Regions from separate parts of the Mus musculus genome. Here regions 1, 2, 4, 5, 6 and 7 are each linked to region 3. The links are chromatin contacts, found by Hi-C in ENCODE. All regions are on one chromosome and are shown on one strand. Each heading gives the region's core, a stretch centred on a gene start or an enhancer-like site at or near the end of the contact. The rest is flanking DNA. Distances are from core to core; before and after follow the strand shown.

Region 1 (4,174 bases), core at 708-3,207, about 82 Mb after region 3:
TTTGAGTAAGTTTACTGAGTAAGAGGTAGTAGGCAACCCACAGGTCAGAAACAAGATATCATTTCATAAGACTTATATCAGTGGCTCCTCAGCCTGCGGCCACCTGTGGAACTCAGAACAACCGTGTGAATCATTGAAACCTGAGCAGAAGAATAGAAGAATACTACCAGAACTGTCTAAAAGAAAAGGAGACAGAGTCACATGGCATTCACTGGGCTGAAAACCTGGTGAGAACCAACCAAAGTTTACACAGGGAACTGTCACACAGATGCAAAGCAATGCATACACAGGATCCTAGGAAAAATGCACACATAGACTCTGGAAAAGGACAGGATGAACTCTCAGGGTAACCTGGGTTACTAGGTGGGAGGGTAACTGTCTTAGTCAGGGTTTCTTTTTTTTTTTTTTTTTTTGGTTTTTTGAGACAGGGTTTCTCTTTATAGCTCTGGCTGTCCTGGAGCTCACTTTGTAGACCAGGCTGGCCTCGAACTCAGAAATCCGCCTGCCTCTGCCTCCCGAGTGCTGGGATTAAAGACGTGCGCCACCATGCCCAGCTTTAGTCAGGGTTTCTATTGCTGCACAAACATCATGACCACGAAGCAAGTTGGGGAGGAAAGGGTTTAATCAGCTTGCACTTCCATACTGTTGTTCATCACTGAAGAAGTCAGGACTGGAACTCAAGCAGGTCAGGGAGCAGGAGCTGATGCAGAGGCCATGGAGAGGCCAATCATTCTTATTGATTTGCTTCCCCTGGCTTGCTCAGCTTGCTTTCTCATAGAACACAAGACTACCAGCCCAGAGATGACACCTCCCACAAGGGGCCTTTCCCCCTTGATCACTAATTGAGAAAATACCCCACAGCTGGATCTCATGGAGGCATTTCCTCAACTGAAGCTCCTTTCTCTGTGATTACTCCAGCTGTGTCAAGTTGACACAAAAACCCAGCCAGTAAGTAACCTAATTTGGATAATCCTTCACAGTATGCTAGAAGTTTGTCACCTATATTTAGCTGCCCTGTTTTAGTGGTTTTAAAAATCATATTTTTTTGTTTTACTCAGTTCCACTTCTCCTGAATTCTTATGGATTCTGTGTTTCTTTAAACATCATTAATATATGAATCACTCTCCTGTTTTATCTTTTTGCAGTGTTTAATCCTGGGCTTGAATGTGTATATATATATTTGTTTTGTTTTGAGACGTTTTTCATATAACCCAAGCTGTCCTTCAAATTTCTATGTAGCTAAGGGTGACCTGGAACATCTACACACCTCCTATTCTCAAGTGATAGATTTATAGATGCGTACTTATACTGAAACAACCACGAAAAACATAAGAATGTTATAATACAGTAGCTGCATTAACCCCTTTTATATCCAAAGGCCAAGTTATGCCAGATTGACAGTTGTCACTTCCCAATATATGGCTGCAAGCTGAGTTAAAAAAAGAAACTCTAATTGCTCATTTTGAATATACAAAAACAACTCCTTCAAATAGCAAAGAACTAATGTTTCAAGGTAGTGCTTCATGACACTTGCAAACCTGCTGTATCTTTTTTAGTGATTGGAAGAAAATTTTTATAGGTCTTTTAGATACTAATGGTAGAATTATGGTTTGTGCTCCATATGAAAGCAAAGTATTGTAATCTGTTTCACAGTACTTGCCCGAGGTTGCACGTGAAATGAAGTAAAAACTCTTCAAAGCCTACTGATAGAGCCAATCAAGATTATCCAAGCAACAAATCTTAACTCAGAAATGTCAAATGTATTGCACTCAGAGACTGTTAGTACCAGCAGTACATCTAATTCCTCATTGGGGACAAGAAAGTTCTAGGTAGGCGGTCTTAATTCCCTCTATATTCCCATGAATAATAAGCAGAAAGTCATTTTCCGGGAATGGAGAATAGTTTGAATTAGGTCGTTCATACTGAGATGTTTGTTTCATTTTTGATCAGTGACATTATTTGCATGCGCAGCGGGGAGACTCATAGCTGTAGCGCAGACACTCACTCACTAACTAACTAGCGACACTTCGTGGATTTACGTTGAGGCTGCTGGAGAGGCTGCTGGAGAGGCTGCGCCCGAGACCGGGAGGCGAACAATCGGGAACCAAGATCCCACACCGCCCGCCCGTTCAGCTGGAGAGACCCGAATCGCTCAGGTCGGCCTCTGCTCGGGAAGCCGGGAGAAACACACGTAGCACTGCGCCGGCGTAGTGACGTCTCTGCGTGAAGAGCCAATTGAAAGGAGGAATGGGCGGGCTGTGGGTTGCCAGCTTCCGGTTCCGTTGGGCTCGGTTCTCTCCTGAGCTACGTGTCTCTACGCTCTCAATCCGCCATCCAGTAAGTAAGGATTTTCTCATGAGTGGTAGGTAGGGGAAAGCTGGTCTAGGGTTCATGGCACAAAGGGGCCGCGGGATGGGAGGCCAGGGACACGGAGGGACCAGGGGAGGTGAAGAAACTGGAGGTACGAGCGTCCGGTGGGATGATTGGGGCCGGGATCTAAGTGGGCGCGAGATGAGCGGGCCTGGGGGTCGTGGAGATCAAAGGAACCCCCGGGGAAAGGGGCGGCGAAGGGGCCACGGGCTGGGGTCACGAGGACGTCCTTGATAAGCCTGGAGGCCAGGAGCTGGACCTGGAAGCTGCAGAACTGTGGACAAGTTGGCTGAGCCGGGTCGCTGATGGACAGGTGGACAGAGAGCCATTCATTTATGAAAAGGGCAAAATCCAGGCACAGGTTCTACCTACGTAGCCTCAGATGGAATTAGCCAGTCAAGACCTCTAAGGAGGAGGGTTTCCAAAAGTTCACGAACTCAGAGCTTAGCGTCTGGATCTAGGGTTCAGCCTTCTCCCTGAACATCCCCTGCCTGAACATCCTCACACTGTTGGTGAACTCATTGTCTCTTGTGGCTTCCAGAGCCTGATGCTTTGAACCTCTTGTGAAGTTGTGTTCAGGTGTCGAAATTTAAAGTAAAAGTGTTTGATCAGTAGTCAGCATCGAGAAGTCTTAGTGGACTCGTGCTCTCCTCTAACAGCGAGTGCAGTGGTTGGTCTAGTGGTTTTAGGGCTGTTGGATTTGAAGAACAGCTAAATGAAACACCGAGAAAACAGGCGTCCCTTTGCTTTCTGTATCAGGCTGTGAATTGATTTCTTAGTGTGTACCTTAAGTGGTTCAGCTATTTGTCCACTGTTCACGGCTTAAAACTGGGACCCAGCAGGGCTTCTATTTTCTAGCTAGAGAGTGTAATTATCATCTGACTTCTAAGACCTGGAAATGGAGTACAAATACTGTGGCTCCGTTACCAGTGGCTCTCAGAGTCGTTGTATTCTTAATAGAGTTTCAAAAGAACCTCAAAATATTCAAACCTAAACATTTAGCTGAAGGCTTTGCAGAATCTGAATCTTGCCAATTTTTGTTGTTTGGAATATTCATCTGTCTGCCCACCCCAAGAAATCTACTTTTACTTAAATATATTATATGGGCATGACTTCCAGCAACTTGATTGGAGTGTACTCTTGCCTCCATTTTAGGCTCTTGTTACACCATAGTTGGAACTTGTTGTAGTAGATCCTAAGTTTTCAATAGTTTGAACTTTAAAAAGTAGTATTAAGCGTAACTATTTTTTGGTTTCTTAGCCGGAATAGTTAGATGAATGTAGTTGATAGGAAAGGGGGCTGTTATTGCTTAATCTTGTAATGAGAGAATCCTTTAATGAGTGTATGATCCTTTGCCAGGGAGGATAACAACATTGGTAAGATCAGTGCTCGCTTGTTTGAGTCTCGTGCTTTCTTGTATATCATAAAACCACTCTAAATTTAGGCTTGGAAGAACTTTTTTCTTTATGAACTTGGAAGAGCTTTTTTCTTTATGAATTGAATTCAGGACTGTGCTGCCTCTGTGTATAACTCAATAAGTCCTAATATGTGAGAGAATACTACTGAGTGTGTTGTTTTTGCTTTTATTTTTTAAACAGACAAACATGGATCAGGTAATGCAGTTTGTGGAGCCCAGCCGGCAGTTTGTAAAGGACTCAATTCGGCTGGTTAAAAGATGCACCAAACCCGACAGAAAAGGTAATACTATCTTGGTCTTGAGAGTGAGATAAAACACTAAATCTCTGCAGGCCTGGAAGTCAGCTCAATGATGGAGCGCTTGCTTAGCACACTGTTAAAAGGAACA
Region 2 (3,975 bases), core at 990-3,489, about 82 Mb after region 3:
CCACAACAATGAAGAACATTATTTATATATAGTCATTGGCCAGCAGTGTTATGAATACGAAGAGAAGAAAATCCCTTAGGTGGGATACACACTCCGTGTGTGTGTGTGTGTGTGTGTGGGGGGGGGGGGGTTGTGGTGTTTGAACTTCATTCAGAAATTGGTGGTGAAAACAGATATGGCTGGGGCTATGGCCAGGTTGGGTTCTGACATATCTGAAGGACACTGACAGCGACAAGTTAGGGTAAACCATGTGCTAGTAACTATTGTTCTTAGCTTTCATTCTTCTGTATATTCTGCTCCTGGTGTGTGTGTGTGTGTGTGTGTGTGTGTGTGTGTGTGTGTGTAACTGCCTACTTAGTTTGATAGTCGATCCTCGTCAGGTTCTGTCACTAGGTGCTAGAGACAGAAGACAACAGAGATGGAGAATCTTACTCAATTCTTTTCCCAACCACCCACCCAGCCAAACCTCTTTGCCCAAACAACCCTCAGATACAATCTTCCTTCCCTATATCTCCTGAAACAGGTTTCTTGTAGCCTCCTCAGAAGAAATGGTAGGCATTTGAAGAAACCTACATCTCAAACAATTTAAAACAGCACAGAGTACCACTGGGAACTCAACTAAAAGTTTTTACACAGCAAACTGAAAAAGCAACTTTTAAAACAAAGTGGAGCCCAGCGTGGTGGTGCACGCCTTTAATCCCAGCACTCGGGAGGCAGAGGCAGGCGGATTTCTGAGTTCGAGGCCAGCCTGGTCTACAGAGTGAGTTCCAGGCCTGCCAAGGAAAGGAACAGATCCACATGCTCTCCTCTGAAGCCAGAGCTCCCACTCTTTGCTGCCCCTGCCCAGGAGGACAGGCCTGCAGCAAGATTCAGGATAAGTACAGTTATCTGTTAGCATTCCTTCTAGGCTCCGCCCAACAGTTACCTGGCAACAGCCAGGTAGGCCTGGCTCACTATAAAAGGGGTTGTTTGCTCCCTCCTCTTACTCTCTAATTTTCTCTGACTCTCTTCTCTCCCTGACCCCTTTCTCCCTCCCTCCCATTCCTCCGCACCCCTCTCCACCTGTTCCTGGACAGCCTTCCCCCCCTACCCCCGCTCTCCCCACCTCCCTTCTCCCCCTCTGTGTGTTTTTCTCTGCCTCTACTTCCTTCTAACCCCCCCCCCCCCCCGCTTCCCATGCCCTAAATAAACTCTGTCTACACTATACCTGTCATGACCCGCCAAGGCACCCCTCCCACCTCACCATACCTGGCTTTATCAAACGTATCCTCTTTCTTTTTATAAAACACAACAGTATCAGAAGCCATCTTGGCAAGGGTGGCCTGTTATGCTCCACACCAGCTTCTCAACTTCTGAATGTTCACATCCCAGGGAGCTTTGAAATATTCTGAAGCTTCTGTCTCTGTCTCTGTCTCTCTCTGTCTCTGTCTCTCACTCGTGCGCTCTCTCTCTCTCTCTTTCTCTCTCTCTCTCTCTCTCTCTCTCTCTCTCTCTCTCTCTCACACACACACACACACACATACATACACACACACACACACACTAGCAGATCCCACGGATCCTTTCGCTTCTGTAGAGCCAGGTTGATAGCTGACCAGCAGTCAGCCTGTCTTGGTCAGTGAGTATCCCAGTAATTTGGCTGCTTCAGCTACAGTAAATGACACTAGAGAAAAGGCATTCAAATGGAATTCTAAAAACATTCCTGAGAAATACCTGCCCAGTTTCAACTTGTCCAGCACTCTCCGCACAGAAATCTCCATGAATTCAGAATACAGATGAGGGACAAATGTAGATCTCAGCTACTAGGGCAAAAAAGCACCTTCAGGGCCCAGCCAACCTGGCCATGCCAGGGGCCAGGAGAAAAGCATTGCGGTTGCCCTTGCTGACTACATGGAGATTGATAAACCTGCAAAGAAAAGACTCCAAAATGGGCTACAGAAGGTTTAATGAAAGTTGAGTAGCAGCAGGGCCAGGTGGTCTGACCACCAACCTGCAGCCTCCCTGTTTGGAAGAGAGAAGGGCATGCCTTACTCACTCAGGCTAAGAAAACCCCCTGAAAACACGTCAGTAACCCTCTGCTCTCCTTTGGCTGCATCCCCCTGGGCTCTGCACTTGAAAGGCAATCTGGCAAGCCTGGTTACTCAAACACACCACGTGCCTTGCATTCCTCACAGGGCTCTACAAAAGGTCTTCCTCCAGCTCTCCATGGCAGCTGTTGCTGCTCCCAGAGCTGCTCCGGATGAGTGCATTCTGACCGGAGCCTGGCCTCCTGCTGACTCACTTGGTTACTATGGCCAAGTCACTCAGCGTCACTACACGCCTGGGTGACCCTATTTATAAATCTCACAGCAGCAAAAGGGCCTTCCTCACCCACAAGAAGCAGCCATGTTCTACTCTCGGGATACATCTAAGACCGGTGCTAACCCCAGGCAAAGAAGTTTGAGTCCTGATCCATTGAAGGGGCAGCTGGTTATAATCATCTTCCTTCAGCCTGCTTCCCACAAACAAACAAACAGAAAAATCTGCTGGAAGTGGGAAACGTTTCCTATGTTGCTAAATATAGCATTAAAGCTTTTCTAATTGTAAGTGTTAAGTAATAGTATTGCTAAAATCTCACACATTAAGTGTGGATAAAAGTGTCGGAAGCTTTGAAAAATCTCAATCTCTAAGGATAATTTTGAGAGTATTTTTCTATTCTGTTTCTTTCACATATGTGGAGTTGTATTTGTAAAAACAACACCGCTTCATCTTCTTCCTTGATTTTTACTCACTTTATTATAATTATGTTTGTCTTATTTCCATGCACTGTAATCTTTTAAGGTTTGTTTTAGAGAAACTTATGTGTTTTATAGAAACGGGGATATGTTTTCTAGAGCACCTTACGATGCAGTAGGAGGGCGTACCTAAGCAAGCCAACGACGAGGCCCCCTCCCAAGGTAGCATAGAGATTATTTGGGGACATGGGAAGGGGAGTTGAGAAGGGAATAGAGGGAGAGAAAGAAAAGAGGCAGGCCAGAGAGCATCGAGAAAAGGGGAGACCGGAAATGGGGAGAGAGGGAGAAAGGGGTCAGTCAAAGGGAGAAGAGAGTCAGAGAGATAGGGAGAGGTCAAACAATCCCTTTTACAGTAAGCCAGGCCAACCTGGCTGTTGCTAGGTAACTGTTGGGCGGATCCTTGAAAGAATGCCAACCGAAACAAAGAGATCTCTACTAATCTGTTTTTCCCTTATGTACTGTAATTTTTTTAAATTTGAAACTTATTTAATTTATTTGATGGAGGTGAAAATGTCTTTTATTTAGATAAGTAGCATCTACAAAAGCCCCTTTACTTATGTTTCTTACAATTTTGTTTACTGCTTAAGTGGTTCCATTTTTTATTTTCTTCCCAGCAGTCAACTGTATTGAAGCCATTAAACCAACTTCCCTCAAACTACAATCTGTGCAAACTCACACAACAACAGCAGCTGCTTCATGCTTAGCTTCCTTCCGGAGACCTCAGTATTCCCACTGTATCGAAGTATCTGAATTACCTGTGAATTTTAGTCCCCTAAGTCAGAGGGGCAACAATCAAGATAAGGGGGCTTAGAGACTTTTTAACAGGTTCATCATTTTCTACATTTTTTAAATTGTGAAGTACAAAATAATATACCTCATAAGAATTTAAATTCACTGGTGTTGAATGGATTCACCAGTAGGGAATTCACCAACATTAATTTTTAGAACTTCATTTTCTTTAACTAATGTTTATTCCATAAAAACAACCACTCCAGCCCCCCACCCCCACCCCCACCCCCACCCCCATTATTCTAGCTGCTGTAGCCTATCACTCTGTTTTCTGACCTGATGAATTTGATTGCAGTTGTCACCCATGTGACATACATAAATTGATTTTCTGTGACTGTTTATGTATCACCTGTCCTCAAGGTTCACCCATATTTTGTCAGAGCTTCCTTCATTTTAAAGCTGAATATTAGTT
Region 3 (4,018 bases), core at 148-2,647:
AAGTGTCCTGTCACACTAAGGGACAGTTGAAACTAGGACCTGTGGACACTAGGGAAAGAAGCAACCGCACTGGGCCCAGGAGCCTGGGCAGTCAGAGCTGGGCAGCTTCCCCAGTTGCCCTTTCCTTGGCAAGGCTACACTTGTTTGCACCCTCCATTTCCTTCCCACCCACCTCCTAGCAACACCAGTATAAGTGGGCAAATTTCCTAGTTCCTCTCTCCCAACTACTTCTTTGCCTTTGTTAGTTCTGCTTACGATATATCCCCTTTCCAATAGAAAGAATTCGTATTTGTCCTATAAGACTCAACTGAAGGACTGGAGAGATGGCTCAGCAGTTAAGAGCACAGACTGCTCTTCTGGAGGTCCTGAGTTCAAATCCCAGCAACCACGTGGTGGCTCACAACCATCCATAATGAGATCTGAGCTACAGTGTACTTATAATCAATCAATCAATCAATCAATCAATCAATCAATCTTTGGACTCTGAGCAAGCAGGACTGGAGTAAGAAGGAAAAAAAAAGACTCAACTCATGTCACCTGCTCACCCCTTTACTCCTTTGGGCATTTTGGTGACTCTGCCTGCATTCCCAAGGCATCTTGTATATCCACTTCTGAAACACCTGCTAATTCATCTTGTTACCATCCATCTGTTCACCTGACTGCCTTGCCTACTCAACTGTGACTTTCCTGAGGGCAGGAAATGGGCCTGAGTCACCTCTACAGCATCAGCACCATGTCTGGTAGAAACAAGGATAGAAAGAGTGAGCTTGGTCCTGGGAGACATGCTGGAGGGAGAGGGACCAAGAGGATGTGGGGCCTGCAAGGATCACAAGTTTGACAGTTTAGGACTCTGTCTTTGAAGTCGAGGTATCTCACCTGGGGATCCAGGAGACACACCCAGGTTTTCCTGGTGGGTGGAAGAGATCAGACACATCAGCTAGCCTCCATGGGCCTCACCTTTCTGTAGTACTTGACAGAGGCAGGGAAACAGGAAGGAGCACACAGAGATGTTGGGGCCATCCTGCCATCTACAATATACTTTCCAGCCCTTGTTCCTGGAAGGGTTGGGATGGCCTATGTCCCTCCAGAGACCAACTGAGTGTACCTAGAAGGACCTACCCTTCACCAGAGTGGCACTCAAAGGGCTGCCTCTCTTCTCTCTAAGGCCTACTATGAGTCCTACCCCCAGTAAAATGCAGGGAGATTTATGGCCATGATAAAGGATAAGAAATCCCATGCCCATTTGGCCCCAACCTTCCCCTGGTTCCCCAGAATGTCCCCCTGCCTCCTCAGCCATCATTGATCTTACCAGGGAAGGGTGATGCTGGATCCTGTCTGGCAGCTGGTGTGTGGTGAGGAACCAGAGCTCGTTCTGTCTATAGGGTGAGGGAATGACTGGCTGTCCTTTATCAGGACTGGCTGCTTTATGCCTCCATGGAGGCGGGGATGTAAGCTCCCACAGACCCCGCCTCCCACAATGACCCCACCCCTTTTTGTTCCACTTCCAGGAGAACAGCATCAACCTGTTTGAAGTGCCCCGCCTCAGGTCCTGTGGGGGTGGGTAAAAAGATGCCAGGCAGGTGTCTGTGTTGCTGGGGCTGAGACAGAAAGAAGGGGGACTGAAAGTTTGCTTATAGACTGGGGAGGAAGGGAGGCAGTGGGAATTGGCTGTGTGCGTGTGTGTATGCACTTATGCTTATTTGTGTGTGAGTGTGCATGTGAGTGTGTGTGTGTGTACTCATGCATGCGTGTAATTGTGTGCAGGGGTGATACAGGGTGGATCACTGCCCTGATGTCATCTGGAAGCACCTGCCATTCATCTGAGGCCTTGTGGAAATGATAAGTGATAAGAAATCCTGTATGTTCAGGGACTACAGGCAGCAGAGCAGCTGAAAATCTGCCCTTCAACTTTGTATGCATCAGCCTGCTGATTCTTACCTCTCTCTATGTGTATATGTGCCTTGGCTACACATGCATAACTTGGTACCAGTATGCACAGAAGTCTGAGGAGGCAGGATAGAGTGAGCTCATATGGCCTTCTATAATTTGGAAGCATCTCTAAGTATATGGAATATATGCTCACACACAGGCAGAGGTGGATCTCAGCGGTGAGATGACGGACAGCCCAGGATGTATGCTGTGGGCGTTCAGCTGTCTCCCTGTAGGTCATTCAGGAACTTTCTCTCTCTCTCTCTCTCTCTCTCTCTCTCTCTCTCTCTCTCTCTCTCTCTCTCTCTCTCTCTCTCTCTCATGTTAGTGCACTGCTGCTCTCTTCAGACATACCAGAAGAGGACTACATATTCTATTACTGATGGTTGTGAGCCACCATGTGGTTGCTGGGATTTGAATTCAGGACCTCTGGAGGAGCAGTCAGTGCTCTTAACCTCTGAGCCATCTCTCCAGCCCCCATTATCTTATTAAAGTTGCTCCTTGGAAATCACTTAAAAGAGGATTCTACACACACAGGCAGGTCTCTAAATTACAATTTATGTGATTTACTGCAAGGCCATATGAAGAAGCAGTTTCCTGGAGATTTCCTTAGGGACTGGTAGGAGTGAGGAAAGAGTCTCACACTCTGCAAAAATATCTTTAAAACTTTATTACTTTACTTTCTCAGAATCCTTCCACACTTTGTTCTGCCTCTCTGGTCCCCATCCTTCACCCCTTTTCTTTCCTCCATTCCCTTCCACTTCTCACCTGGCACAGCTATCAGCATCTTAGACAGACAGCTCTAGCTCCTGTTTGCTGTCAGGTGCCCATCCCCCTTAGGAAAGGTGGAGTTGGGTTCTTGGGTGTGTGGGATGGTTTTGTTATATGACAGTACAAGTGCAGAAGTGTGGTATTTGTGTTATACAAATCTGTTTTTCCTTTCCCCCTAGTTTTCTGTCTCTGTTTCTTTAAACCACTACAATGTAGGGCATCTGAAATCTTGTATATATAGTCCAGAGGTTGTGTGAACACCTTAATTAGCTCTGCAAAGGTGGCCCAACCAACCATTACCTCGGTCAGACATTTGGAAGTCTCTTCCTAGAGTGTGCCTTCCTCTGGCGTGTGATGACCAAGGTTTCTTGTCTCATTCGTCTTTGAAAGATCTGTGGAGCAGCAGCTGAGCACAGTCACACGGGAGTCTGTTTTTCCTGAAAGCCCCAAGTCTCCCGATCGGTTCTTTCCTCTGACCTGGCATCAGCTTCTCTTGGCGTCCTTCCTCCATGCAGATCTCTCTCCAGCCTGATGTCATTCTGCTTGTCCTGCCTCCACCTCATTTCTGTCTTATTGCCCCATTTCCCCAACCTGACTAATGGGATTCCAAGGACCGGGCTTAGAGGGCTCAAAGAAGGAAGGAGGAGGAAATGAGACTATGTTTAGGCGTGTCCCTGGGCTGTTGGACTTCACATGCAGATGCCCTGGCCTTTTTACATCCCAGAACTCCTCGAGGGAGTTTACTTATTATCAGAGCTGGTGTGTGTATGTGTGCGCATGCACATGTGAGTGTGTGTGAGTGTGTGTGCTCGAGAGAGTGTGTGTGTTGTGGATAGTTACACGAGTCATGATGCACTTGTGAAAGTCAGGACAACTTTGGAGTCAAGTACCTCCTTCCACCTTTATGTTGGATCCAGAAAGTGAACTCAGGTCATCTGGGCCACTCTTATGTTCAGGGGAATACAGGTAAGAATTTAAATTGTAAGAAAAAAAAATATGGCCGGGCGTGGTGGCACACGCCTTTAATCCCAGCACTTGGGAGGCAGAGGCAGGCGGATTTCTGAGTTCGAGGCCAACCTGGTCTACAAAGTGAGTTCCAGGACAGCCAGGGCTACACAGAGAAACCCTGTCTGGAAAAACAAACAAAAGAAAAAAAAAAAGAAAAAATATAAATTTGGCTAATCTGTGAGAATTCTTTGTGTGTGTGTGTTTTGAATCTATGTAGCCAAGGGTGACCTTGAACATACAATTCTTTTGCCTCTGTGTTTTGAGTTTTGGGGTTGCATTTGAGTTGGCTACAGCTGGCTCTGTAAGAACT
Region 4 (3,997 bases), core at 860-3,359, about 84 Mb after region 3:
AAGTAACATTCAGAGTCTTTATTGAGGTCTTGTTTCTGTGTGTGTCTCCAGATGAGCTCAACCAGTACAATGAAGTGGCTATCCTTTTTCATGGGAAGGCCTAGAGAATGAGAATTGTGTAAGAATTTTGTCTTGGTGCTGAGGACACTGGCTTATTTGCATGAAACATGTTTCACAATTGATTGAGAAATGAATTCTGGGATGTTCTTCAGTGCCCACTGCTACTCCATGCCCTTTCACTCCAGTGACTGTATTTCTCAGGCTTTTCTTACTTTCCTTCTTTTGGTTTCATAATGTTAGAGCACCTCAGACTCCTTGTCTCATCCCTTCCCTGTACACATTGCACTGTTCTTCTCTCGAGCGTATTTGGCTTTAATTCTTTGTTATACATGAATTTATATGGTCGTGGATCCTGGAGTAATTATCTGGCTGCAGACTATCTAACAGTTCCAGGCTCATTTATTCAGTTGCACAGTTGAAAAATCTACCAGATCAAGAAGATCATCACTCTCAGAAACATGACTGAAAAGCCTGTTTCTTCAAATATGTTTTCTCCTGCTGGTATTTTTCTATGTCAGTAAGCGACACAGAATCTACTTCAGTATCATGAAAAATAAAACAAAAATTACCCAATCCTTCACGTTCCCAGTGATATCAGAGAGTGCACCAGCAGCAACTCATCTGCCTCCTGGACACATGTATGACCTTGCATGGTTCTCCATTCAACCCAGAAATTCTCAGATCTTGAATGACACACTCAGTTGAACTTCTGTTGTTACTACATCAGTTGCTGCTGCCAAGTAACCCACTGTGCAACAAGAATCACCTTTCTAAATCTAGGGACCAGATCCTAGATGTTTTATTGAATGCTAGTTTCTTAGATTAGAACCCACACTTTTCACTATGATTCAAGATTCAATTCTCTCTCACTACTCTCTAGCTAAACTGAGCTAATGATTGGGATCTCAAATAAATAAAGAAGTCTGGGATTAGCTCTTGTCCTGCTGGAAAAATTTTTCATGAAAATCACTTCTCATTGATAATACTGTTTTAATAAGTGTTTCAAGATACAAACTGGGCAAATAAGAAGCAACAACAAATTCCAAGATGTTGATTTGGGCTTAGAGGCAGAGTATTCTGATAGGCATGAGAGATGACTTGGGCTTTGCAGACCAGGTCATAGGTAGGTGAAGCAAGTATTGCAACCCAAACTGGGCTAGAATGTGTGGCCAGGGGGTGAAAGTCTACTGGAGTCTCCAAAGGGGATGACAGAGCTCAGACAAGAATGGAAATCCCCACCTGCCAAGGAGACTCCACAGGCTCCAGTCTTGGGCCCAGGGGGTCGACAGGGGTCACAGGAGGCCTGGGTCTTCTTAGAGCTTTCCATGTGGGGCTCTAACACAGCATGCATGTCTGTGTGGATACAGGGATGGGGGTCAGTTTCCTTCTTGAAGACATTGAAGCTCATGTAGTCGATGCTTTTGTTCAGAGGCCCAGGCTTGGGAACAAAAGAAACAGCCACTCCATTTTTTATCCAGGGTTTAAAGGCTGAAGAACGCTTAGGTTCTGGGTTCTGTCTTCTATTTTTCACCTCTGGGACTTCAAACCACAGAGGTCCATCAAATCGTCTAGTCCCCTTCTTGCACTGGCTGAGAGCTCTCAGCACTGTCTCCTTGGCACAAGGGTCTGGAAGCTCCTCTGGATGCTCTGCAATGCGTGCTCCCTGTTCTAGAGAAGCCAGGGGACTACCTCTGCCCTCAGGAGGGGCAATCTTGACTGTCACCGGGCTGCAGGTCCACCCAGGGTTCCGTACACTCCAAATCCATCGTTTCATATAGGTGTCCCAGGCACTGGAGAGATCCAGGCCCAGGGTGACACCTGTGGGAGGTCTGATGGCAGAGCGCCTCCAGGTTCCCACCACTCTCTGGGGCGTGCGGAGGTGAGCAGGAACGTTGGGTCCATGGCTGTGCGGAACCCACTCAGGCCAAGGCCTAGACCTTCGGTGCCTGGGGGCAGACAGCGATCTCTGAGGTGAGCCCAGGGAGCTGCCCATGTTCACAGCTTCCGGGAACCAAGGACCTGCCACGGGCAGGACCGACCGTTGGCTGTGAGCACGAGCCTGAGAGAGAATTCTGGGAACCCAAACATATTCTGCTGCTTCAAGACATGAGGAACACAGTTCCCACGGGCCTCTCCTTAAGGTGATATGCATATGTTATTCATTCTTACTTGTACCTGAGCGTTATAATCTCTACAAATCTTACATGTTTATGAATACATGTATCCTGTCACCCAGAAATTCGTTCCTAGATATTTTTGCTCCATAGTACTGAGCCTCCTGGAATTCTTTTGTGACCTTCAATAGGAACGGTATTCTGTGTGGAACAGCCTTATGTATCTGCTTCTTTTTCTTTAGCATTGTGACTATAACAACCTTTCCTTTTGTGGAATGCACCTAATTTCCCTTTATACCCTAATTCATTCCATTGCAAGGATAAAGGCATTGGCTCATCACTTACACCAGGTGCACCATGTCTATTAGGGACAATCCTGCATCGGGTACTCAATATACAGTGGTTTGTGTGAACAAACTAGGCTTGGTGAGTCATGGTAATCCCTGCTTTGTCTGTTTAAGAGACAACGGTATTATTTTGTTCCATTATGCGCCATGTAACACCTGACCAGCAACCTCATTCTAATTTTTTCCTTGCCATTTTGAGAAAGAAGGTATAATGATTTTTGGAATTCACAGAAATTTCATACAGGCTATTCACAGAAATGTATTTTCTTTCACTGTCGGAAAAATGAGCACTGTTCATTTGAATGTTCTTAAGAAAAAATAACTAGCTTCCATTTCAGTAAGTGGGGTGCATTTCTATTCGTGCACAATAGTTGTCAAGGTTCACTATTTATCATCTATGGAAATTGTGATGGTAGTCCATAGTTTATGTTTTACTAATGATGCTCATTTCATGTAGACTCCTGTAATATTACCTTCCAAGGCTTCATATATAGCTGTCCTTATTTTTGACCACTGTTTTGCTCTCCCTCTCTGTCTCCTTCCATTTTCTCCATTTTTCAGCTCTCTGTCTCTTTCTTTATGTCTTATTCTCTGTTTTGTACTGAAAGTATATATTTTATAGTTTGGAGACCAAGTTTGCACCACGCACCCCCCCATTTGTTATAGCAAGAGATCCTTGGTACACTAGGAGTGTGCCCTCAAAGGAATTCAGGAATTCCTCATGGGACCCTGGAATAGCTCTCTCAAGAGTTCTGACAGAAACAAGTTAGCCATTTCTTGATGTCTGTGGCTTCATGTGCAAGTTTCACCTACCCTTTTTCCTTATGACACTTCTGTCAATGTGGCACTATCCACACTAGACTTCAACAGAGCCCATTTGATGCAGAACCTCTGATGCCTGTGAGCCTCTATAACAGTAAACAAAACAAACCTTTTTTATTTTGTATGGTAGCCCACCCAATTTATTTCATCATAACAGTAAAGGATAGTCACTGTGTGCACAAAGTAACAAGAAAGATTCTCTAGTCCTACACAACAAAAGTGTTGCTAAGTGATTATAATAATTACATTTGAAAGACTAGTATAGGCTGTGTGAAATATACTACTCTTAAGCATCTTTCATAGATACATGTAAATAGAATACCACGGAATGGGCCACAATGCTAAAGGACAGCATTAAGAAACAAACTAGTTTCTATTTCAGTAAGCATAGTACGTTTTTTATTCTTCTAGAATAGTTGTTAATATTATTCTTCACCATTTATCTTCTATGGGAATTGTGCAGAGACGCACATCAGAAACAAATCCAAGAACAACACAGGTTCTTCCAAGTTTGAAGAAAGGCATGTGGTGGACCCCAATAGAGTTTGTTAAAAATGTCCATGTTGTCAGAAGCTCATAGAGAAAACCACAGTACTGACAAAAGAAAATTTCCGCTCACTGACTAGTTAACTTTCATTTCTCTAAGGTCCTTTT
Region 5 (3,742 bases), core at 1,242-3,741, about 86 Mb after region 3:
GGGTGAGATGCACACCAGGAAGCCCTCAGCTATTGAGACATACCATCCGCTCCAGATATTTCAGACGTGGCATTTCTGACTTAGCCAGCATAAGCTGCTTTTATAGTAGGAAGCAAAACAAAACAAAAACAAAGCAAAAACAAAACAAAACAACAAACAAACAAAAACCCCTTCCAGTTCTGTTTGTTGTTTGTGTGTGAATGTCTGCCAACTCCACAGAGAACTTTTTGAGGGAAGGCATGCAGACATGGTAAGATCTCCTTCCCCTGAGTTTTGTTTTGAGGGAGGCTGGATCCTCCATCACCACTTCTGTCATTAGGTATCTGAGATTCTTGAAGGTCTTTACAAATATCACTTGAGAAAATGTTTGTTATTACAGACAAGGTTCTCTTGGTTTCCCTAGTCAATGAGTTCAAATATTGCCTGACTAGCATAACAAAGAGCATGCCCTGTCGAGATTCTACTTTTTAAAAAAATTCCAAAGCACTCATAGCTCTGAAACTTCCCCCCAAGATGTTCTTTCCATACTTCACAGATCAGTGCTCCTGCCACAAGTGTGGTTTCCCAAGATCCTCCCCTTTCAGTCTATCCCTGCTCTGCTGCCTCTGATGAAACCCTCTGCTGGGGATTCCTTCCATGACTTCATGGTACTATGATGTAGCTCAGATGCTGATCTGCCCCACTCCTGTTGGAACTAGGGAAGACTAGAGCACATCCCAAAGTATGTGACAGAGTGCGAGGTTTCACATCCCTTCCCCCAGCACAACCCACCCTGCCTTGAAACTAAGAGCATCAACTGTCCTTGACCTTCCTTGTTCTTCTTCTCCTTCAACCCCAAGGATAAACTTTTTATAGTAAGTTCCTCAGCTTCTCATGACATGTATGTCTTGACAACCCAACTCCCCGTTTTGCCTGGCATGCTTGGTCCAGCCTGAGGCCAAAGTATACATGTTGTCCGTGAGCCCTGTTAAATATTAAATACTTGGAATGCAGGATTTCAGAAATGACGCTCTCCTCTTTCTTCTTCATAAAAATGTAGAGTTTTGGGTTTACTGAAAAGATGACAGTTTTCATTCAGGTTAGGTTCTCATAGTTTGGTACAAAACACTACTAATATTCAAAACAATAAATAAAATTCAGAAATGGAGTTCCTTTCACCAGTCCCTTCATTCTTGATCAAGTTAGGCAATAGTTTGTGGCAGTGAGGCAATTGTATAAGAGGGAACACTGGTAAATCTAGTTTTGGTTTTCAGGATAACTTTAAAGTGGAGAACTAAATCATTATGGAGGGCTACTTTTATATGTTGAGTACTGAGATTTGCTTTCTGCTAACGTTTAACCAGATGATTTCTCTGAGGCAAATAGTTTACAGAGACAGATCACACACAGGCCCAGGTCAGAAAGTCCTCTTTAGTCAGAACTGCTTGGATGCCTTTTCTGTGCAGGCTCATATTTCCGGAAAACCCTGCAAGGAATCTTACACGCAGTTGCATAATCCTCATGTGGGTTGAGGGTGGAGGTATAATGTTATATAAGTTCACCCTGACTGCACATCAAGGCAGAGCAGCCAGGAGATGCTTCCCTCAACAAGAAGCAGAGCTCCCAGAATGAGCTCATCCATAGAAAAATGGTGACAGCTGGTGGCTTAAATAAAGCTTCGTGACAATGTGGCAGGAGAGCCAACCTACACATTCTCTCCATTTGCTGTTTGTCAGTGAGCACAGCACACACTTTCCGACAAATCCTAAGTGTCAGTGCTACTTCTGTGTTGAATCATCGTCTGAAGAGCTGGGCAGCAGGGATACATGAGAGCAATTGTGCTTTCGGGATGGTGAAGAGCCTAGTGTGAAGGGTAAGATGCCAGGGAACAAGCCCTTGCTTTGTGCAAACAGGTGTAACTTTGTAAGGCTCCCCAATTTTGGATTTTTCTCACCTGTAAAATCTTAACAACAATAGTATCTGTATTTTGTGTTGATTTTATTCAAAGGTACGCTGAGGATAGACCCCAGATGAGCACACTATCATTGAGCTATTATTATTCAAGCCCTTTCCGTTGCTTTAAAAAACTAAGTCATTACGATTTTCTAAGAGGTTTATCATGGTGTCTAATCATTGTATTTTGATTTTGTTTTGCTTTTTGCAGTGCTAGATGCTGAATCTCACCCACATGCTGGACCCCACAAATGTCCACTGCCAGCCCCTCTAGCCACTGCTTTTAAGTGTTAACTTTTGTTATGTATGATTCAATAAATTTGGGTGTAGTGTCCATTGGGTAAATTAAGTTATTATAATTATTACTCAAGGAGAGGAAGAGACAAAAATGTGTATACCGTTTGATTGCTGGGGATGTTTCAAAGAAAACAAGGCTAAGCAGAAAGATAGATTCAGCTCACTCTTGTGATTTTGAAATAGGGTAAGATAGGAACTTCTCTCAGAAGCTTCAGTCAGAACATCCGGAAGTAATCACAGCCTACCTAATTCTGTTACGGTGCAACTAGATCTCTCTTGGTTCCTATTCTGCCCAGCTTTGTAAGTTTGGAATAGATTGGCCCAACCCCCTGTCGGTATCCCTGATTGTAAGACTCCTATGAATTAGAACATCTCCTGGTGTGTCTTCCTCAATTGCCAATGCTATTTTATAGACCTCATGTCTTGGACTAGCATATGAGGACAACTCAAATGCACTCAGGGAGCAATAGATGAAGCTGCAACCCATTGTTTTAAGCATTTTGAAGCAAAAGCAGGATAAAGAACCAGAAACTCTAAAAGTGGATACCTTGACTTCTCCAATTCCCCTGTGCAGAGTTCTCGTGTCAAGTTACAGCTTTGGAGAAATACTACTATATATGATCAACTTCATGTAGACAATGGTTTCTTAGATATAATACCCAAGTTAAGCGACCAAAGAAGCATATATTAATTAAATCTCATCAAAAGCGTGCTTCAAAGGACAAGAATGTCAAATGAAAAGCCTGTGGATGGGAGATAATTGTTCAAGGTACATATGGATCATAAGGGGCTTGTATGAAGAATGTGTAATGAAGTCTTATACGAGTGACCTAATTTAAAAATGAGTAAGAACATTTGAATTATACATCTCAAAAGAGATATATAAACAGACAATAAGCACATTGTGAGGCTCCACATTATTCATCACAATGTAAGGTAATATAAAAATGCCAAAAGATACCACTTTGTACATATTAAGATATCTCTAATCAATAACTGTCAGCAAGCAATGTCCAGGGTATGAAGAACTAGAATCCACATCCGCTGCTGGATGGTTTGTAAACTAGTGGAAAACAGCTTTGTACTTCTTCAACAGAACCCTGGAAGGAAAAGCATGGGATAACCTATTGATCTGACAATGCTTCTTAGGTATATACCCAAAGACACCCCAAAATATACATCCACACAGAATTTTTGTAATATGTAGCCATGGCAGGGGCATTCATAATGTCAAAAAGTAGAAATCCCCTCAATGTTTATCAATTGATCAACAGTTAAACTCTGTGTGGTTTGTCCATGTGATACTGTTTGAGTGTTTAAAGATCAGGTAACAACACACATGCGCTATAGTGTGAATAAACTTTGATGATATTATCGATATTATCCTAAGGAAAAGAATCCAGTCATGAAAGACTGTGTTGTAAAGTTCTATTGTCCAGAATAGGTGAATTCATAAGGTAGATTAATGGCCCCAATAAGGAATGTCAGTAGATACAGGGTTAATTTGGGGGAG
Region 6 (3,911 bases), core at 1,061-3,560, about 86 Mb after region 3:
TATATGTGTATCCCTGGCTGTCCTGGAATTTACTGTATTACTATATAGACCAAGCTAGTCACAAACTCACAGATATCTGCTGCCTGCTTCTGCTTCTTCAGTGTTGGAATTAAAGGCATGTACCACCATGTCTGGCAGTTATATTCCTTTTCTTTAGCATGTTATGACTCTTACATTTTTTTCTTTTTCTTTTTTTATTGGACATTTTATTTATTTACATTTCAAATGTTATCCCCTTTCCTAGTTTCACTTATGGAATCCCCCTATCCCATCCTCCCTACCCCTGCTTCTATGAGGGTGCTCACCCACTCACCCATCCACTCCTGCCTCTCCTATAGAAAAGGGTTGTGTTGATTTCTGCCAATGCAGAGAACTACATAATTCTAATATTCAGCTAATAGTGAAAGTAGAGAAGTGTGCTACAAAAGTGTCAGAAGTTGGACCAATTCAAAACAAAACCTAAGCTATTTTAAACTGCTACAAATATTTAGGGTATAACTTTATTTTCCTTGGTGCTACAAGGAATCTACTTTTCTTAGAAATTCAATTTATAATATTCAACATATAAGCAATGTTCTCCACTGTACTTGATGATGACCCAAAAAAACAATATGATTGACATCAGTTCTGAGGGAGCTGGAGGAAGCAATCTAGGAAGAAAGACAGAGACAGGCAGAGACAGAGAAGGAGATAGGAGGAAGAATAGGGGTGGCAAGAAGAACTCACATTTTTCAGTCTCAATAAAACACTGGGAAATAAAAGAATGATGATACCATCAAGACAAAAGATTTTAAATAAAGTCATGTGTCTTTGTATTTGAATGCAGCTCAATATGATGCTGATTCTTGAGAATACAGGGGGACAAAGTTGGTGTATTTTTATCTTTAAGATGTACTTTAATTCTTTCAATTAATTGAAGTGAATGATAGCTGTGGATAGCTAATGAGCTGCAGATGGCCTACTCCAGAATGGCAAGCGGAAAAACATGGCTTATCGGTTCTACCCAGAAAAGATAGGAGTTTATCTCCCTGGCTTTTCTCATAAACTCTGCTGTCTTTCTGAAATATCTCTGGCTCCATCTTCAGAGAAATAATGTGTGTGCAGCCTTGAGAAAGAGAGAGAGAGAGAGAAGCAATCTGAGAAGGAAAAGGCCTGTTTATTAAAGCACTTTGTGCCCATCCTTCCTCTTCAGGGCAGACCAGAGCCTAGACTGTCTGATTCCCAAGGAGACCTTATTTTGTAACCATGGCTTTAAATGCAATAATAATTTTTGTAAGCTAAGAATATATTTGTACTTAAGATAAATGCATAATTTCTTTAGAAAAAATTTCTATAGTGAGTGATATTGTTGAACAGTGTACATTCTATCAGAGATTACTGAAATGCTTTTGAAGTGGAAAAAACAGCAAAGGGGTTATAGTGGCTAGATAGAAAGTTTAAGTATCTTATGATAGTCATTAATCATCTTTGAAGGCCAGATCTGAACGTATAGGAGTCTACTCCAATTTAGAACTGCAAAACATTCTTCCTGTATCCTACACAAGACATTGGGTCCTGAGGATAGATTAGACTGCTGAACGGCTGCAGCAATTCAGATAACAAGCAGCAGCAAGAATAGCCAGGCTGGCTCATACAGGAGTTTTAGCTGTCAGTCACTATTTTGTACAGGTGTCACCTCTGTGAGACTCTGGCTGGCATCATGACAGGTTGCAGCATCCAACCAGTTCTGCAAATTGTATGGACTTCTGTCTCAAAGATTCTTGGGTTCTGAAACAAGGAGTAGGGTATTGTTCAAGGTCAAAGTATCAAGGAGAACACAAGTCTTGGTTTGTCTCTTTCCTTTATGAGGCCCACATTGAAAGAGATTTAAACTGTTTTACTCACAGGATAGCATGGCTTTTAGTGCTACCCCATATAACAGTGCTAGAAACTTTTTATAGGATATCTTTAAAAAGCCATCTCATGATGATTCAGCAGCCACTCACAAGCAAAATTGAAAGTGCCTGCATGCCTTACTATTTCCAATAACCAAAATTTAAATCTAAGTGAGTCAATACTTATATTATTCAGATGTTCCTATAAAAAATAATTAAGACTCCTTAAGTGTTTAGCAATGGTCCAGGAAATATAATGGAGGAAGTTAAGATTTAGCAGGCTATTAATTGAGCTCTTGATAAGGATTCAAATAAAAAATGAGTCAATTGCTTCTGGATATCAGCTCTCACATACATCTGCCTACTTACCAGCAGGCTGGAAGGAAAACCTAAACGTCTATCTCTGTCATCTTATCTCTCAGCTTATGGGGAAAATCTTTTAAGGGATAGTCAGAAGTTCTCAGAGATAGCACGGGGGATAGCTTTGCTTTCAATTCTTCCTCTGGATCATTAATTCCTGAGAATGTCACCACCACCAAATGCCAATCACTGAACATAAAAAGAGAGAATTATTCACAAGATGTTTAGGTCACTTTTAGCTCTGATTTTTTTCCTCTAAAGCTGCCTTGAAAACATTCTCATTCTATTTTAAAAATGTCTTTGCAGCCACAAAAGGCTGTAGCACATGCCTGCCACTGGCTGCTGTGAAGGGAAATTCAAATTCTGGCAAACTGCTGCTTTCATCTGGTCCTTGAACAATGAGGCTGCTTGGAAATTCTCATAACATCTTAGGGAAAAATAAGACATGTCCCTAAATTTAGAAAATATATTTAGCTTATTGCCTAAGTAAGTCTTGATATAACCACTTACATCCCCAGAGAAAAGACAGATCCAGTGTCAACCTAACCTTCTTAGATTAAGATGACAGTGCAAATGCCATGCCTCTCTGGTGAAACCAAGCCACAACTCACATCTGATTTCTCTGCATTTCTCTGTGATAAACAATAATGGTGCCTGACAATTTAAGACCACAACCGGGGTCAGAAAGAAGAATCAATTAAATTGCACAGTAGCATGCTTCAGATTTATTTCATGGGATTTGGTTTTCCTGAAATAACTTACCTTATTTTTCAGTTGGATCCTCACTAAAATTATTGCCAGTTGACATAGCAAATCAAATAAGGGAAATTTTACAAAGCCCTGTCTCCATACGAACAGCTACAGGCAATCAACGGCTGCAAGGAAAAGAATTTACCTTCTCCAGGGTTGAGCTCCTTGTTAGGTTTTCCATTCACAAGTTATCACCCTAAAAGCATGCTCATGACTACAACATTGCATGGACTCAGTGGGAAATATATGTGCATATATGTAAATATGTGTATCAAAAATTATAAAATGTCATGATTTGAGAGTGAGTAGGGGAACATGAAAAGAGATGGAAGGAGGGAACAAAATATAGTGTAAATAGAGTACTTGTGTATAAAACATTAAAATTAAAGTTAAAAATTATTCTTTCTCTAGCCAATTTTACTCACCATATACAAGTATGTCCCACTGTAACCACATCTGACTTTGATAATGGCTTAGCCTTCATTTGATGGTAATAATATCCCTTCTATTCTCAGTACACTCAGCCTACATCTTTCATGTGGAAGAATCAAGTAATAGCTTAGGATACCCCTCTGTCATGTTTTCACAGGGAGCATCCCACAGAGCTCATCTCACACTTGCAATTGCAACTGCTACATCAGGATGCCCTGCTGGGATGGAAACTGGACAGGATAGAGCAAGAAACAAGGAGGGTTGAGTGTAAGGTGAGATCATTCCTGAAAAGCAAACAATACATTTAGTTTATCAAGTACTCTGTCTTCTGGTTGGGTCCTTTAAAGACTTGTTTTATATTTAATTATTCATATGAGGGTATATGCACAGGTGAGTGCAGAAGTCAGAAGCATTAGTTCTCCCTGGAGTGTTGTTACAAGTGGTTATGAACTGCCTAACCTGGGTGAACTCCTGTCCTCTGCATAAATATGCATG
Region 7 (4,147 bases), core at 587-3,086, about 86 Mb after region 3:
CAAATGCCGTATACTCTTATTTCTGTTATTTTAAACAGAGTTTCCATTGCCCAAAATAGGCACAACAAACTTTTGTTTTTGTTTGCTGAGGGAGGCATGCTATCATTCAGGATACCAGGGGCAGACAATGTGAAAACATAGCAACCCAGAGACACTCTGATTCCATAGGAACATTTTCTGAACCAAGACCCAAGTGCTGGGTGCCCTTTAATTCCCTGTCAAAAATATGACACTTGATAACCTCACTGTGACTGTGTCTCAAAATAGGGACTGGGCCTCACAGCAGATGTTGGGGCTGGTGAAACCTGAGCTGAGTGGCCCAACAGGCTCTGTGGGAACTGGAAACACAGCCTCTCTGGCTCTTTGTCTACCATCTCAGAATTCCTGCATCCCATCCCTAGGACTCAGAACTGCCCAGAGATGCTTTGGATTCCAGATCTACATACTCACTTCCCAAATAACACCTTCAAGAAGTCTAAGCCAAGATCACCACCAATAACAACAACAACCCTTGACAACAATGAAGCAAGCTCTGTCTCATTGGACTTGTTTGCCTAGTAAGGCTGGCATCATTGAGATTGATGGATCAATTGACTGGAGGTTGGGCATGAGCCTGTGAGAAGCATTTAGCTTCTCAGGCCTGTTAGAGTGGGGAAGGAAGAAAAGTGGCAGATACTGTTTAATGGTTTTTTAAAATACTTTGTTGTGTTTGCTTGTGTGTAAGATGCTCTGCACTCCTGCATGCCAGGATCCATTGTTTATGAGCTCTTGTGCTGCTCCAAGCCTGATCGTGTGTCCCATCTGCTCACCTCACTATGCCCAAGCCCTCCCTAGTTCACCAGGAATCTCACCTGTTTGTGGGGTGAGTGAGGAAGCACCAGGTAAAGAGGGTGATCTGATGCCCTATCTTTTGTGTCGTATGCTATTAGGGGCCAGGACACTTATTACTGTGGCCCAGGATCCCCGATGCAAGCCCATTCCTAGTGTCTGGATATGGGATTCTGTGTCGGCTCTTAGGTTTCAGCAAGTATGTAACACAGATTGCTCCATTTTTGCGCTATGTTGCAGGGTTATATCTGAAGGCTTAGGCACCAGGAACTGAATATATTCTGTGGACTTTGAAGATTAGTTTCCTGCAGTCTTTCCTTGATCCCCATCATACAGAGGTGAAAGAGAAGCAGTAGCAGGGTATATTGCTGGGGCACTTATGTTCCTAATGGTGTAGAGATTTGAGCCTGGTATTAACTTTTCCCCAGTCGCTTCCTCAGGGTCTTATTTCCCTGTCCCCTCCCTCTGTGGGACACCTTTATAGGCCACACCATGACTCTGTTCTTTATAGCTTCACTCCTTTGTTTACCCACTCAGTGGGAGCTGTAAGGGGATCAGCAGAGACTTACAGCCATGGAGAGGCTCCCTCCACCCCCATATGTAGAACCACCAAGGATCTTGTCATGGCTGACGCGGGGAATGATGGAGGTAACACTGGAGTCTTCACTACAGCAGACAGAGCAATCTGGATCTGGCCCAGCAAGGAGTGGAGACTTAGACATTTGTACCATGGAGGATGGCTGGATGGGAATTTTCTAGAGAAGATCCATCTTTGACTTGAAATGATTCTCAGAAGTTGGTGAGGCAGGTGACAGAGACAAGAGGCAGAGGCTATAATGCTGCTTAGAAAGCTCTTGTCTGGATTCCATTAGGGGATAAAGCACTATAGATTTAGATACTCGTGTTGGGTGTGTGTGTATATGTGGGGGCAGGGGTTGTTTCAGTGTGTTTGGTGTTTATCATGAGGAAGATTAGAGGAGATGGCCTCTCCCAGAGGATGCTAGGCACCTACTCTCTACTTTCCTAGATCTACTCTGGAAGTGACCTTGGTCCCCAAGGGTGAGAGGATGATCACAACTGTGGAGGTTTGTCAGCCAGGTATGCCATTGATGTTGGTTACACAGCAGTCTATAGAGAAATGCACACAGCAGTCAAAGGTAGAGGAGAGCTGGGAAGGATGGCCAGATTCCCATCAACACAACTGCCAGCTGTGCCTTCATTAGTGTCCTCAAGCCCTTGACTGCAGGAGAGCTGAGACCCATAGGCATATATCTGCTTTCCTTTGTCTTTTGGATCAGCAGTAGCTCTTGTGATTATGGGACAGGACTGTGAGTAGAACAAAATGTATCTTTCAGGCTTGAAAAAAATATACTGCCCCTTAAAGACAAGCTGCAAAGATATAACAAGTTTCTGGTTGTACAGCTTAGGAAAGAAGAAAACTCCTTCAGGAGAAGGTTCTACATCATAGCTGAGAGATGATAGGAAACAGTGCTATATGCAAATTCAAGAAAGCTTAAGCATGTAAGACTGGCTGGCAATCTGGAGGGATGACTCATCTCTCCAAAAATACTCAGGCATCTTCCCCATGGGAACGCCTGTGTGCCTACACTGCCAACTCCCAGAGGTTTGCACACTCTTTGGGAGGGAGAAGCAGGTGCTATCCCGCATCCTTACTCCATAGGAACTCCACTTTTCCTCCTGCATACGTCCTCTGTTCTCCTTTGTGTTTTTTTAATGGGTCTAAATTGGGTGGGGGAGAAAATTCCCTTGCTGTCATTCTGCAAAAGGCCTTGTGGGCTTTTTGCTGGGAGCACAGGCGGTGAAGTACTGCATCCATCAGACAACAAATGTCACTGTGCTCCTTTACCAGGCCTGGTGAACTCCAGTGGAATCTGTCCTGCAGCTTCTGGGGCTGCACTGACTATCGTAGAAAACCCACTTCTAACTAGGGTGAGCAAGTCATCTGGCCTGGGCATGTACCCATGCATTGGCCTTTTCTGCTTGTTTTCTTTGTTGAGAATGTTTAAGCCTCAGTAAACTAGTATTGTCTTGTTTTTGAAAGGAGATACTCCTTTTCTGGAATATTCAACAATACAGAAACTCTAGTTTTTATCTGATCCTGGCTCAGCCCCAGGGTGGAGTATTTGCTGATAATAAGTCATGCACACTATGGGCTCTTTCTGAACTTACTAGGAGTTGGGAAATAGCTATGAGACTCAGCTCTCAAATGTTCCTCTTTGAATATGTACCTGATGTCTGGTGAGATATCAACATTCCCATATAGACTAGCCCCTGGATTTAGAGGCTGGTAAGGGCTAATTGCTTTTGTTACTGTGGGATAGGGAACCCTATCAGGAAAGTGAATCTTTTTATAGCGAGTTACTGAAAGCTTCCTCCAACCCAGGTCAAAACTAAAATTTTATTGTGAAAAGCATTTCTTAGTTTTCCGTGTGTTTGCTACGTAAATGAGCCTTCATTGTGCACCTGGAAGAGTGGGCCAGTGTTCTACTCTTACACAGATAAAAAGGTTTTCCTTTAATCCCAAAAGAGTAAAAATACTTGTGGCTAAATAGTGGTCATTGAGCATTGCCTGGTCCCAAGAGGAGTCATCTCATATAGTCCTCCTGCAAACACCACTTGATAAACTTCCACATTTTTTGTTCTGCTCTTAGGGAAACAGGCCTACGAATTACAGTGGTTTGTCCAGGTAGAGTCACCTGCTGGAGGATGCACAGCATCCGAGAATTTGCTGGGTTGGATCTGACATTTTAGTGACTCTGCAATAGTGCCCATTACTTGGTTTGCACTTATAAGAGGGTATCCTGGGGCTGGCTTCTAAAAGACAGCACCTTTCTCTTGCCCTGAAATGAGGTGTTTTGTGGGTAAGCTTATATCCCCACATTCATTGAGAGATGTCGTAGACAACACCTCTAAATAGCTTCTTGCAGGCCATAGTTTGGATGTGGTTTCTTATCTATTTCATACATGCTTACTCTAGGCCTTGCTTATCTGGATCTTGAATATCTGCTCAGAGTTAGATTTTGTTTTAAAACTCAAGGTCAATCATGAACACAGTCTTGTTAGAGAAGGAGCCCTGAATGGTAGAAGTGCTGAGACCTGAGAGAAGGTCTTAAGGTTGCCTTACCTTGGGGCCCTGTCAGTCAGCTTGATTTGCCAAAACCATGTTCACAGGAAGAAGATTTGGTAGACCTTGCTTTTGAAAAGTGTTATGGGTGTGGTTATGTGTTCAATGGAGGTTTTGGCCTTAGAGGTATTGATGAGCCCTCAGGATGTAACTGGGGCCTGCCTCAGCTCAACT

What was found. Hi-C counts contacts between places; a loop is a spot of excess contacts on that map.
Region 1: a map of regulatory T cell shows a loop between it and region 3 (39-fold over the local background). The contact joins the promoter of Sec61g here to the promoter of Gsdma in region 3. A Hi-C loop is called at or near these places in 4 of 37 maps with a recorded cell type or tissue (T-helper 17 cell, T-helper 2 cell and regulatory T cell).
Region 2: a map of T-helper 1 cell shows a loop between it and region 3 (27-fold over the local background). The contact joins the enhancer-like site here to the promoter of Gsdma in region 3. A Hi-C loop is called at or near these places in 2 of 37 maps with a recorded cell type or tissue (T-helper 1 cell and T-helper 17 cell).
Region 4: a map of regulatory T cell shows a loop between it and region 3 (45-fold over the local background). The contact joins the promoter of Pom121l12 here to the promoter of Gsdma in region 3. A Hi-C loop is called at or near these places in 1 of 37 maps with a recorded cell type or tissue (regulatory T cell).
Region 5: a map of T-helper 17 cell shows a loop between it and region 3 (24-fold over the local background). The contact joins the enhancer-like site here to the promoter of Gsdma in region 3. A Hi-C loop is called at or near these places in 3 of 37 maps with a recorded cell type or tissue (T-helper 1 cell, T-helper 17 cell and regulatory T cell).
Region 6: a map of T-helper 2 cell shows a loop between it and region 3 (26-fold over the local background). The contact joins the enhancer-like site here to the promoter of Gsdma in region 3. A Hi-C loop is called at or near these places in 2 of 37 maps with a recorded cell type or tissue (T-helper 1 cell and T-helper 2 cell).
Region 7: a map of T-helper 17 cell shows a loop between it and region 3 (26-fold over the local background). The contact joins the enhancer-like site here to the promoter of Gsdma in region 3. A Hi-C loop is called at or near these places in 2 of 37 maps with a recorded cell type or tissue (T-helper 17 cell and T-helper 2 cell).

Annotation. Positions count from the first base shown.
Region 1 is chr11:16,506,267-16,510,440 of GRCm38, reverse strand. Sec61g (SEC61, gamma subunit) reads left to right here and starts at 1,957. Exons shown (of 4, transcript NM_011343.3): 1 at 1,957-2,337; 2 at 3,969-4,068. The coding sequence starts at 2,248.
Region 2 is chr11:16,589,906-16,593,880 of GRCm38, reverse strand. No RefSeq gene overlaps it. Among named protein-coding and RNA genes, the nearest start is that of Sec61g, 83 kb to the right of the region's middle. Within about 2 kb of position 2,239, at least 2 of the 3 ENCODE cell types and tissues checked have a DNase peak (open chromatin) inside an H3K27ac peak, as active enhancers do.
Region 3 is chr11:98,661,730-98,665,747 of GRCm38, reverse strand. Gsdma (gasdermin A) reads right to left here and starts at 1,397. Exons shown (of 12, transcript NM_021347.4): 1 at 1,310-1,397.
Region 4 is chr11:14,597,352-14,601,348 of GRCm38, reverse strand. Pom121l12 (POM121 membrane glycoprotein-like 12) reads right to left here and starts at 2,109. Exons shown (of 1, transcript NM_001164166.1): 1 at 1,033-2,109. The coding sequence starts at 2,053. The coding sequence ends at 1,217. 1700046C09Rik (RIKEN cDNA 1700046C09 gene) reads left to right here and starts at 2,124. Exons shown (of 4, transcript NR_045918.1): 1 at 2,124-2,201.
Region 5 is chr11:12,471,637-12,475,378 of GRCm38, reverse strand. No RefSeq gene overlaps it. Among named protein-coding and RNA genes, the nearest start is that of Cobl, 8.5 kb to the right of the region's middle. Within about 2 kb of position 2,491, at least 1 of the 3 ENCODE cell types and tissues checked has a DNase peak (open chromatin) inside an H3K27ac peak, as active enhancers do.
Region 6 is chr11:12,835,261-12,839,171 of GRCm38, reverse strand. No RefSeq gene overlaps it. Among named protein-coding and RNA genes, the nearest start is that of Gm22789, 140 kb to the right of the region's middle. Within about 2 kb of position 2,310, at least 1 of the 3 ENCODE cell types and tissues checked has a DNase peak (open chromatin) inside an H3K27ac peak, as active enhancers do.
Region 7 is chr11:12,392,618-12,396,764 of GRCm38, reverse strand. All of the region lies in intron 1 of Cobl (cordon-bleu WH2 repeat), which reads left to right. Among named protein-coding and RNA genes, the nearest start is that of Gm30596, 10 kb to the right of the region's middle. Within about 2 kb of position 1,836, at least 1 of the 3 ENCODE cell types and tissues checked has a DNase peak (open chromatin) inside an H3K27ac peak, as active enhancers do.